3 separate regions of the Homo sapiens genome follow, and regions 2 and 3 are each linked to region 1. A link is a contact called in ENCODE Hi-C data. All regions are on one chromosome and are shown on one strand. Each heading gives the region's core, a stretch centred on a gene start or an enhancer-like site at or near the end of the contact. The rest is flanking DNA. Distances are from core to core; before and after follow the strand shown.

Region 1 (3,350 bases), core at 369-2,868:
AGAACTTGAAGAGGACTTGCTGCTTCAGGGGCCTGCAGTAGGCATCTCCCCTTTTCCCAAAGCTCAGCTTCTGAGACTGGGGGATCCCAGGCCATGGGCTCCCAAGCCCCTGGAAAAGTGAGAGGGGTTGGAAATGGGGTGATTCTGGGAGTCAAAGTCCAGCAGATGAGGGTCCCCCAAAGTAAGTGCTGCACGGGGCACACCTCGCTGGGCGGGTCTCGGCCCTGGTGCAGGGCAACTTGCTAGCATTCCTGCCCATGCCAGTCCTGGGGAGACAGCGCCTGCCCCAACTCTCAGACAGCATTTAATTTCCTTCTCTGCTCAGCTGAGTTCATGTAAGAGGAGCAGTATTTGCTCAGCAAATACTGTCCGTCAGCCAGACAAGCAATATTTTTGGCCAATCTATTAACCATGCAGCAGGCAGCAGTCACCAAGAGGGGTCTTGAGATTAACCCTCCTTCTCCCCTTCTCAGCAGAGCCCTCGAAGGGAGGAGGGAACGGGATGGCCCGCGGAGTATCCATTTTATCACCACCTCCCTAAGATCCAGCACTGCTCCCTAGCACGTCCTGAACCAGGCAGAGCGATATGCTGGCCACAGAAACACAACTGATAAAAGGCCGACGGTGCTGTCAGACAGCCCCCAATTTCGAAGCGTAGATTTTTTTGCCTCTGCAACTTAAAACGTCCCCAAACCCACCCGACGCTGCTGGGTCTTCCAGATGCGACGGTCTGGGCGAGCGGTGGGCACCCAGGGTCCCTGGAACGGGTACCAAGTGGCCGGGGCTTCCCTCAGGGCTGCCCACGGCGCGGGCGGTCGCAAGCCCAGGGGTCCCGGGATCGCCCGACGCGTCAACTCCGGGCCCCGTTCTCGCCTCAACGCCTGCGAAGCCGCACCCGTCCACCTACCTCCAGGGCCTCCAGGGTGCTGAAGCTGGCGATGGCGAAGCCGTCGATGACCTCCTCCTCCTGCGAGCTGGACTCGCGGCGGCGGCGGCGCGGGGGACGCGCGGTGCGGGGCGCGGGGGCGGCGCCTCGGGGGGGCGCGCCGCGGAGGCCCGCGTTCTCCTTGCCGGGGCTGGGCTCGGGCTCGTCGCCCGACGACGGACTCTGGGCGCGGGCGTCGCGGGCGGCCTCCCGGCGCCGGCCACGGTCCCGCTGCGCGCGCGAGCGCCGGCTCGGGCGGACCTTGGCCTCCATGGCCGCGCGTGCGCCCCGTCGGGCCGGTGACCTTGACGCCCCGCGCCTGGCTCGCAGCAGGCGGGCTCCCTCGGCTACGCGGCGCCGCCGGGCTGAGTGTGCGCCGCGCGGGCTCGGGCCCTGGGCGGCGGCGGGCGGCGGGCCGGGCCGGGCATGCCGGGCGCGGGGGGCGGCTCAGCCCCGGGCCCGGCGCGGCCTGGGACCCCCGGCGCGGGCGGCTGGGCGCATCGGCGGGGGCGGGCCCGGCGCTCAGCGGCCCTCGGCCGCCCCCCCGGGGGCGCGCCCCATGCGCGCGGCGCGGCGATCGGGCCGAGCGGGCGGGGCCGGGCGGGCGCGGCAGGCGGCAGGCGGGAGGCGGCCGGGCTCCTGGGCACCGGGCTCGTGAGGCGGCGGCGGCGCCCCGAACAGATAACAACTGACGCACTTCCGCCCGGCTGCGCTCGCCAGAGGAAGTGAGGGCCGCCGCGGGCGCCCGCGCGCCCCGCCCCGACCACGCCCCTGCCCCGCCCCGCTCATAAGGCTCCGCCCCCACCCCGCACACGCGGCCCGCCCCGCTCACAAGGCTCCGGCCCCTCCCCGCCCCATTCACGCAGGCCCCGCCCCCCGCAGGCTCCGCCCCCTCCCCGACCCGCTCACGCAGGCCCCGGCCCCGCCCCTCCCGGGCGCTCCCGCTAATTCAGGCCCCGCCCCACCCGCAGGTGCCCGCCCTTCGACCTCGCCCCCTAGCCGCGCCCCTCCCCGGCGCCCCGACCTCCGCTGCAGCCGGCGGTGATCCGCTCGGCTCCTTCCTGGGAGGGCGCTGGGATGCCGCGGCCCCTCCGTGGGCACCTGCGGGCGGCGCTCTCCAAGCGGGAGGCGGGGGCAGCGCCGCCCTCCTCTGCGGGACTGGGGTCCCCGGCCGCGGGCGGCTTCCGAGGAGGACGAGGGGCCTCCGGTCTCGCGGAACCGAAGTCCTGCCCTCGGCGAGCGTGGAAGGGACGGGGAAGGGGCGGGGAGGACCGGGGGAGGGTCCTCGGCCAGGCGGTGCCCCCTCCCCGCGTCCCCGCGGACCCTCCCAGGCCTCCTAGGATGCGGGAGGGGTCTGTCCGCGTCCCCGCCCCGCGCCACGTGCCCCCAAGTCCCACAAGAAGGCGGCTCCCGCCACCGAGACCCCCGGGAACGCGCCCAGCGAGGCGGGGGCTGCTGCCAGACACGGAGCGCAGTGTGGAGGGCGGCGCGGGCAGGAAGCGCACGGAGGCGGCTGCGGTTGCGAGGCAGGCGCGGGGCGAACTTCCTCCTCCACCCCCAGGACAGGCCGAGCTCGGAGGGGCCCGCCTGGTGGGGTTTTCTGAGCCCAGGGGCCCCTTGCGCGTGGGCACTGGAGTCATTGATTCATGCAGCGCGTATTTGCCAGATGCCTCCTGTGTCCAGGCTCTGTTGGTGACCCCGCAGCGGCTGAGATAGACTACCCTCTTAGAAGTGGGAGAGAGACCCTGAACACAGGGCCAAATAGAATATCAGCCAAGGATAATCTGAAGAAAATCGAACGGGGAGGTGTCACAGAGAGTGGGCATTGGGTGGTCCAGAGGGCCTCCCCGAGGAGTGACGACTCCGAGCCCCAGCAGTCATGGGCACCCTGTTTCAGGTCGGGGCTACACCCCTGCACAGGCCCTCGGAGAAGAATGGTGGTTTGCTGGAGGGCGGAGGGGAGGGTGCCCAAGACAGTGGTGGGACCCTGCCCTCGGTTGCCCTTAGTGGGAACGGGTCCTCGCCCACTCTGCGGGGTCCACTTTACCCTGCCTCTGGGAGAGCCTACTGGCGGCCTCTTGTGCAGGGCAGGAAGGGTGTGGTCCAGGCACCACTGGCTGTTTGCTGGGCTGAGGCAGTTGGGAAAGTAGCTCACTGGGGTGGGGGGACTTCCTGTTCACCCAGCCTCCTCCAGTCCACCCAGCCCGCTCTCTGGTTCCCTGTCAAAGCCTCCCCAGGGTGGGGGCAGGGTCCCCCTCCCCCTCTTCCCATTCCGGGTTTTGTTAAACCGTGGTTTCACCCTCCAGCATCCTCCCTTTTGATTTTTAAAAGCCTCATTAGGAAGACAGAAACGGACCCCGAGTAGTTTCTCCATGCACGCCTGCTCCCGAATTCCCCTCCCTGGACAGAAGGCCAGGAAATGTGG
Region 2 (3,350 bases), core at 283-2,782, 220 kb before region 1:
CCCTGACCAGGACGCCTCAAACACTCATGATCATCAAAACAAGTCTGAGAAATTGTCACAGCCAAAACATGCCTACGGAGGCATGAAGACTACTTGTCATGTGGGACCCTAGAACAGAACAGCAGGTAAAAGCTGAGGAAATCTCAATGAAACATGAACCTTAGTTAACAGTAATGTATTATAAACTAATATAATAACTATAATTAATCTATATTATTTTGGCTCATTAATTTTGATATATACACCATGCTTAGTGTATGATGCTAATAATAGAGGAAATAAGGTTAACAAAAGATAAAAATCTAATATAAAGTACCTAACGCAACCACAGTAGTATAATTCTGTGCCCCCTTTCTCAAAGTACTGAGTATAATGAGGAGTTAGGACTGGGAAAACCATCCTTGCCGCTAGAGCAGTCCTGGCCGACAGAAACAGAATGCCAGCAACATGTGAAATTATACATTTTCTAATAGCAACATTAAAAAGAAACAGGTGAATTTCGATCATACTTTTAATTCAATATGCTAAAAATACTATTTCAACACATAACTAATGTTAAAAACCTGCACTACTTTTTTTTTTTTTCCTTTGAGACAGGCTCTGTTGCTCAGGCTGGAGTGAAGTGGCGGGATCTCGGCTCACACTGTGCAGCCTGGGACCCCTGGACTCAAGGGATCCTCCTACCTCAGCCTCCCGAGTAGCTGGGACCACAGGCGCGCGCCACCTCGCTCGGCCAATTTTTTTTGTATTTTTTGTAGAGATGGGGGTCTCACTATGTTGCCCAGGCTGGTTTCAAATTTCTCAAGCGATCCTCCGGCCTCAGCCTCCCAAACGCTGGGATTACAGGCCTGAGCTACCGCACCCGGCCCTGCTTGCGTTAAGTTTAAATTGACGTAAACTAAGCATTCCCTTCAGGAATCACACGAGCCATATTTCAAACGCTCAATAACCGCACGCAGCTCGCGGGCGCGCTCCTGCAAACGCCCCTGAAGGAGGCCCGGCTTCCACCTCAGCCTCGCCCCGGCCCGCGCTCCGGCGATGGCACCCAGGGCGGACTCGCAGGGGCGGGGAGAAGGGCGAGGACGCGACGGAGCTCGGCCACAGAAGCCGGCGGGAAGGGTCAGCCGCCCCCGGAACCCTCCGCGCAGAGCGGCCCCGGAAAGCGGCTCCTCCGCTGGGGAAAGCAGACGGCGACCCCAGATCCCGACCCGATCGCAACCTTAAACCTGGTCCCGATCTCGATCCCAACGGTAACACCTGCCCTGACCCCCATCCCGACCCCGGCCCCAAACAGCCCCGCGCGCACCTGTCCCAGTTGGGGTCCCAGACACCGGGGCCCGGCCGCGCGCCCCCCGCCCAGGCCGGCGGCTCAGCCGGGCGTGGCTCCGCGTCCCCGCCTGCGCGCGGCTTCCCTACCGCCACGGCCGAGAAGAGCACGGCGGCCGAGCCCCCGGCCAGCCCGCAGGCCGCCAGCTGCAGCGCCTGCCGGAACGCCATGCCGCTTGCTCCCGCGCCGGCCCGCGCAGGCGCCCACGGCCCCGACGGCGCTCCGCGAGGAACACGCTTCCCCCGGCTGCCGCTTCCGGGCGGCGGGGGCGGAAGTCCCGCCTCCTGGGGCGCGGCAGGACGCGGGGCAGCCTTGCGCGAAGGGGCGTTTTCGTGGAGCCACCTGCCGCGCCACGCTCCAGTCCCGTCACTTGTGCTCGCGAGCGCCGGTGCGCGCAGGTGCGGGCGGGGTTGTGGGGACGCCGGGAGGGCGGCGCGGTACTTTCCAGAAGGTTCCGCACCGGAAGCGCCTGCCGAGGCCGGAGGCTGGGTGCAGGGGCGGAGACGCGGAGAACTTGGGATCCTGGTTTAAGGGAGCTGGGAAGCTGCCGCAGGTTTGTTTAAACGATATTTTTTTGGTGGCGGAACACGAAGTAAAGTTTTCCGTCGGCGCAGTTCCTGCGTGTGCTGTTCAAGCGGCCTGAAGTGCGTTCAGGTTCGGCCGGGCTGTCCCTCCTCCTGGTCCCGACCCCTCAAACCCCGGGCCGAACACCGCCCTCTCCTGCGGGACAGTCTTTCTATGGCCGGCGCGTTTCGCCTAGCAGGGTCCTCAGAGGGACCGCGTTAGAGCCTGGGTTTCCTTCCAGGGGGACCAGCGCTCCCTGGGTGGACCGACCCCACCGCTTACCCATTGCTGGACGCCTGCGTGCACCGACCCCACCGCTTACCCATTGCTGGACGCTTGCCCTGTTGCCATCTCCTCGCTAGCGTGAACAGTGCTGCGTGCAGATCTCTCTTTCATTGATTGTTTTGCGTCTGTACCCAGAAGTGGGATTGCTGGACCATCTCTGCCCATTTTAAAATTGGGAAATGACATGATCTGATTTAAGCTATTTAAAAATCACTTGGGCCTGGGCTCGGTGGCTCACGCGTGTAATCACAACACTTTGGGAAGCCGAGACAGGCGGATCACCTGAGGTCAGAAGTTTGAGACCAGCCTGGCCAACATGGTGAAACCCGGTCTCTACTAAAAATACAAAAATTAGCCGGGCACGGTGGCTCCAGCCTGTAATACCAGCTACTCAGGAGGCTGAGGCAGGAGAGTTGCTTGAACCCAGGAAGCGGAGGTTGCAGTGAGCTGAGATTGCCTCACTGCACTCCAGCCTGGGCAACAGAGTGAAACAATGTCTCAAAAAAATAAAAATAAAAAAACTGAATGGTTCCACAGAAATACTGAGACTTCTGCTTAAACAGGCTTTCTTGAACCTGTACGCTTCCAGTTGGGTCTGCTGCTTCCAGGTCATTTACTAAAAATGATAGGAAGATTTAAAAAATAAAAATAAAAGGAAGGCCGGGCGTGGTGGCTCACGCCTGTAATCCCAGCACTTTGGGAGGCCTAGGTGAGCGGATCACGAGGTCAGGAGCTCGAGACCATCCTGGCTAACACGGTGAAAACCCGTCTCTACTAATAATACAAAAAAAAAAAAAAAAAATAGGGCATGGTGGCGGGTGCTTGTAGTCCCAGCTACTAGGGAGGCTGAGGCAGGAGAATGCCGTGAACCCGGGAGGCGGAGCTTGCAGTGAGCCGAGATCGCGCCACTGCACTCCAGACTGGGCGACAGAGCGAGACTCTGTCTCAAAAAAATAAAGGAAAATTGGGCCGGGCGCAGTGCCTCACGCCTGTAATCCCAGCACTTTGGGAGGCTGAGGTGGGCGGATCACGAGGTTAGGAGATCAAGACCAGCCTGACCAACATGGTGAAACCCCGTCTTTACTGAAATACAAAAAAGCCTGGCGTGGTGGTGCGCGCCTGTAGTCCCTGCTACTCGAGAGCCTAAGGCCGGATAATCGCTTGAACCTGGGAG
Region 3 (3,350 bases), core at 591-3,090, 200 kb before region 1:
CTAACAGAGACCTTTGCCCTGCTGTTCCCTGTGCCAGGAGAGCCTCTGCTCCACTTCTTTACACAGCCTGTTCAATGTCACCTTCTCAAAACACCTTCCCTGGCCGTGTCTCCACCCGCGCCGTGCGGACCCGCGCCCCGCAGACTCGCTCCCTTGGCCCTGTCTCCACACGCTCCATGTGGACCCGCTCCCCTGGCCCTGTCTTCACCCGCACCACGCAGACCCGCTCCCTTGGCCCTGTCTTTACCCGTGCCCCGCAGACCCGCTCCCCTCGCCCTGTCTTCACCCGCGCCCCGCAGACCCGCTCCCTTGGCCCTGTCTTCACCCGCGCCCCGCAGACCCGCTCCCTTGGCCCTGTCTCCACCCGCGCCATGAGGACCCGCTCCCCTGGCCCTGTCTTTACCCGCGCCCCCAAGACCCGCTCCCCTGGCGCTGTCTTCACCCGCGCCCCGCAGACTCGCTCCCTTGGCCCTGTCTCCACACGCTCCATGAGGACCCGCTCCCCTGGCCCTGTCTTCACCCGTGCCCCGCAGACCCGCTCCCCTGGCCCTGTCTTCACCCGCGCCCCCAAGACCCGCTCCCCTCGCCCTGTCTTCACCCGTGCCCCGCAGACCCGCTCCCCTGGCCCTGTCTTCACCCGCGCCCCCAAGACCCGCTCCCCTCGCCCTGTCTTCACCCGTGCCCCGCAGACCCGCTCCCCTGGCCCTGTCTTCACCCGCGCCCCCAAGACCCGCTCCCCTCGCCCTGTCTTCACCCGTGCCCCGCAGACCCGCTCCCCTGGCCCTGTCTTCACCCGCACCACGCAGACCCGCTCCCTTGGCCCTGTCTTTACCCGTGCCCCGCAGACCCGCTCCCCTCGCCCTGTCTTCACCCGCGCCCCGCAGACCCGCTCCCTTGGCCCTGTCTTCACCCGCGCCCCGCAGACCCGCTCCCTTGGCCCTGTCTCCACCCGCGCCATGAGGACCCGCTCCCCTGGCCCTGTCTTTACCCGCGCCCCCAAGACCCGCTCCCCTGGCGCTGTCTTCACCCGCGCCCCGCAGACTCGCTCCCTTGGCCCTGTCTCCACACGCTCCATGAGGACCCGCTCCCCTGGCCCTGTCTTCACCCGTGCCCCGCAGACCCGCTCCCCTGGCCCTGTCTTCACCCGCGCCCCGCAGACCCGCTCCCCTCGCCCTGTCTTCACCCGCGCCCCCAAGACCCGCTCCCCTCGCCCTGTCTTCACCCGCGCCCCGCAGACCCGCTCCCCTCGCCCTGTCTTCACCCGCGCCCCGCAGACCCGCTCCCCTCGCCCTGTCTTCACCCGCGCCTGCGGACCCGCTCCCCTTGCCGTGGCTTCCCCGGGCGCGCGGGGCCCCTGTTGGGTCCTTGGGTGGAACCTCAGCGCCGACCCCCGGGTCTGGGCGGGCCCTCCACGCGCTGGGAGGGCGGGATCCGCAAGGCGCCTCACAATCGCTGACTGCGGACGCGGGTGTCGCCGCGGGAAGTTCAGCGCCGGGTCGGAGGGCGCCCGCTCCGGGGGTTCTGACCCGGGCGCGCCCCCAGCCTGGTCCCGGCCCGGCGCTCCCGTCCAGGCCCCGCGCCGCTGCGGCCGACCTGGGGCCGGGGCGGCGTCCGATTCCCGCGCCCCCGCTCACCTGGTGGCCGCCTTGGTGAGCACCGGGTAGAGCCGCAGGAAGAGCAGGTACTGGGCGAGCGCCCGCCGCGGCAGCGCCCCGAGCCCGGCTTCGGCCCGCAGCCTGGACGCGGCCGGCGCCATCGCCTCCCCAGCGCCGTGCCGCCGGGGGCACCGACCCCACCTCAGGCTGGCCGGGCGCGGAGCCCGAGGCGCCGAGAGCGGAGTGGGGACCGCCTGACATTTCCGGCCCCACCGCGGCCCGCAGCGCCGCCCGGTCCCAACCCCACGGTGCGCCGCGCGCGCCTACCACACACTTTTCCCCGGTCCCTGCCGGCCACCTCCCCCGCCGGGCGCCGGCGCCAATTGGAGCGCCTCGGGGGGCGGGGGAGGGGCGGAGCGCGCCTCTTGATGGACGGCGGCATTTCCGGCTCTCGCGAGTCTGGGTGGGAGCGCGCCAAATTTCTCCCCTGAAGCAGAGGTGGTAGCCAACGGCTCCATGTCTCTGAGGAGCGGCGGGCGGCGGCGCGCGGACCCAGGCGCGGATGGCGAGGCCAGCAGGTGAGGGGCGCCCTCCTGAGGCTCTCGGGCCGGCCCTCCGGAGGGTGCCATGGGGCCGTCCTCGGCTGGCGCCGCCGAGGCGGGAGGGAGGCCCGGTTCCCGCAGCCGCCCGCACTCGCCGCGCCTGACTGGGGTAGGGCGGCGCGCCCCGACCGCCGACGGAGGGGCTCGGGGCGGGCGGAGGCGCTACGGGCGCGGCTTCTTTGCGGGGAAACGAGGCGGGCCGCGCGGCCTTTCCCTGCTCGGCTCTTTCTGAGGTTTTTCGGGCCTCGCCTTCCGCGCAGCTGCGTTTGGGACCTGCCGCGCGGCGGGGGCGATGAGAGCGGCGGGACCCGGGCCAGGCCCTGCGGGGTGGACGCGCGGCTGGGGAGGGTGCGGGGAGGGGCGGGGCCGGGGACCCTGCCTGGGGGCCTAGCGCTGGGGGAGGCCGAGGCGGGCGGATCGCTGGAGCCCAGGATCCTGTTCTAGATCAGCCTGGGCTACAGAGAGAGACCTCGTCTCCTCTGTTTTATTTTTTTGGGCAGGGAGTCCCGCTCTGTCGCCCAGGCTGGAGTGCAGTGGCGCGATCTCGGCTCACTGCAACCTCTGCTTCCCGGGTTCAAGCGATCCCGCTGCCTCAGCCTCCCGAGTAGCTGGAATTACAGGCGCCCGCCACCAGGCCCGGCTAGTTTTTGTATTTTTAGTAGAGACCGGGTTTCACCATGTTGGCCAGGCTGGTCTCGAACTCCTGACCTCAGGTGATCCGCCCGCCTCGGCCTTCCAAAGTGCTGGGATTACAGACGTGAGACTCCGCGCCCGGCCCTTCTCTTGTAAAAACAAGAAAAATTAGACAGGCTGGTGGTGCGCGCCCGAGGTCCCAGCTATTAATACTCCCGAATCCGAGCCGGAGGTTCACCTGAGCCCGGCAGGTCAAGGCTGCTGTGAGCCGGGATCGCGCCACCGCACTCCAGCCTGGGCGACGGAGCCAGACCCAGTCTCAAAAAAAATAGAGCAAGGATAAGACGCGGCTGCTTGGTGGCCAGAGCAAACGGTAAACATGACCGGAGGACTGGCCTGCCATAAGCAGAAAACGGATGAGGCCCGGCGCGGTGGCTCACACCTGTAATCCCAGCACTTTGGGAGGCCGAGGCAGGAGGATCACCTGAGGTCAGGAGTTCGAGACCAGCCTGACCAACAT

Evidence for each region. A loop is a pair of places that touch in the nucleus more often than their neighbours do. Pooled maps may share reads with other maps.
Region 2: a pooled map shows a loop between it and region 1 (14-fold over the local background). The contact joins the promoter of PGAM5 here to the promoter of FBRSL1 in region 1. A Hi-C loop is called at or near these places in 2 of 37 single-sample maps with no recorded cell type and 13 of 50 pooled maps.
Region 3: a loop to region 1 is called in a map of CD8-positive, alpha-beta T cell, with 9 times the contacts of the local background. The contact joins the promoter of PXMP2 here to the promoter of FBRSL1 in region 1. A Hi-C loop is called at or near these places in 3 of 168 maps with a recorded cell type or tissue (CD8-positive, alpha-beta T cell, ascending aorta and thyroid gland), 7 of 37 single-sample maps with no recorded cell type and 15 of 50 pooled maps.

What each region holds. Positions count from the first base shown.
Region 1 is chr12:132,488,419-132,491,768 of GRCh38, reverse strand. It overlaps FBRSL1 (fibrosin like 1), which reads right to left and starts at 1,618. Exons shown (of 19, transcript NM_001367871.1): 1 at 908-1,618. The coding sequence starts at 1,198. RefSeq lists enhancers at 1-530, 2,528-2,657 and silencers at 1,688-2,137, 2,268-2,337.
Region 2 is chr12:132,709,024-132,712,373 of GRCh38, reverse strand. PGAM5 (PGAM family member 5, mitochondrial serine/threonine protein phosphatase) reads right to left here and starts at 1,532. Exons shown (of 6, transcript NM_001170543.2): 1 at 1,307-1,532. The coding sequence starts at 1,497. LOC124903063 (a long non-coding RNA gene) reads left to right here and starts at 1,779. Exons shown (of 2, transcript XR_007063551.1): 1 at 1,779-1,880. RefSeq lists silencers at 1,016-1,125, 1,336-1,795 and an enhancer at 1,966-2,015.
Region 3 is chr12:132,686,077-132,689,426 of GRCh38, reverse strand. It overlaps PXMP2 (peroxisomal membrane protein 2), which reads right to left and starts at 1,840. Exons shown (of 5, transcript NM_018663.3): 1 at 1,635-1,840. The coding sequence starts at 1,756. POLE (DNA polymerase epsilon, catalytic subunit) reads left to right here and starts at 2,085. Exons shown (of 49, transcript NM_006231.4): 1 at 2,085-2,173. The coding sequence starts at 2,112. RefSeq lists a silencer at 1,325-2,634.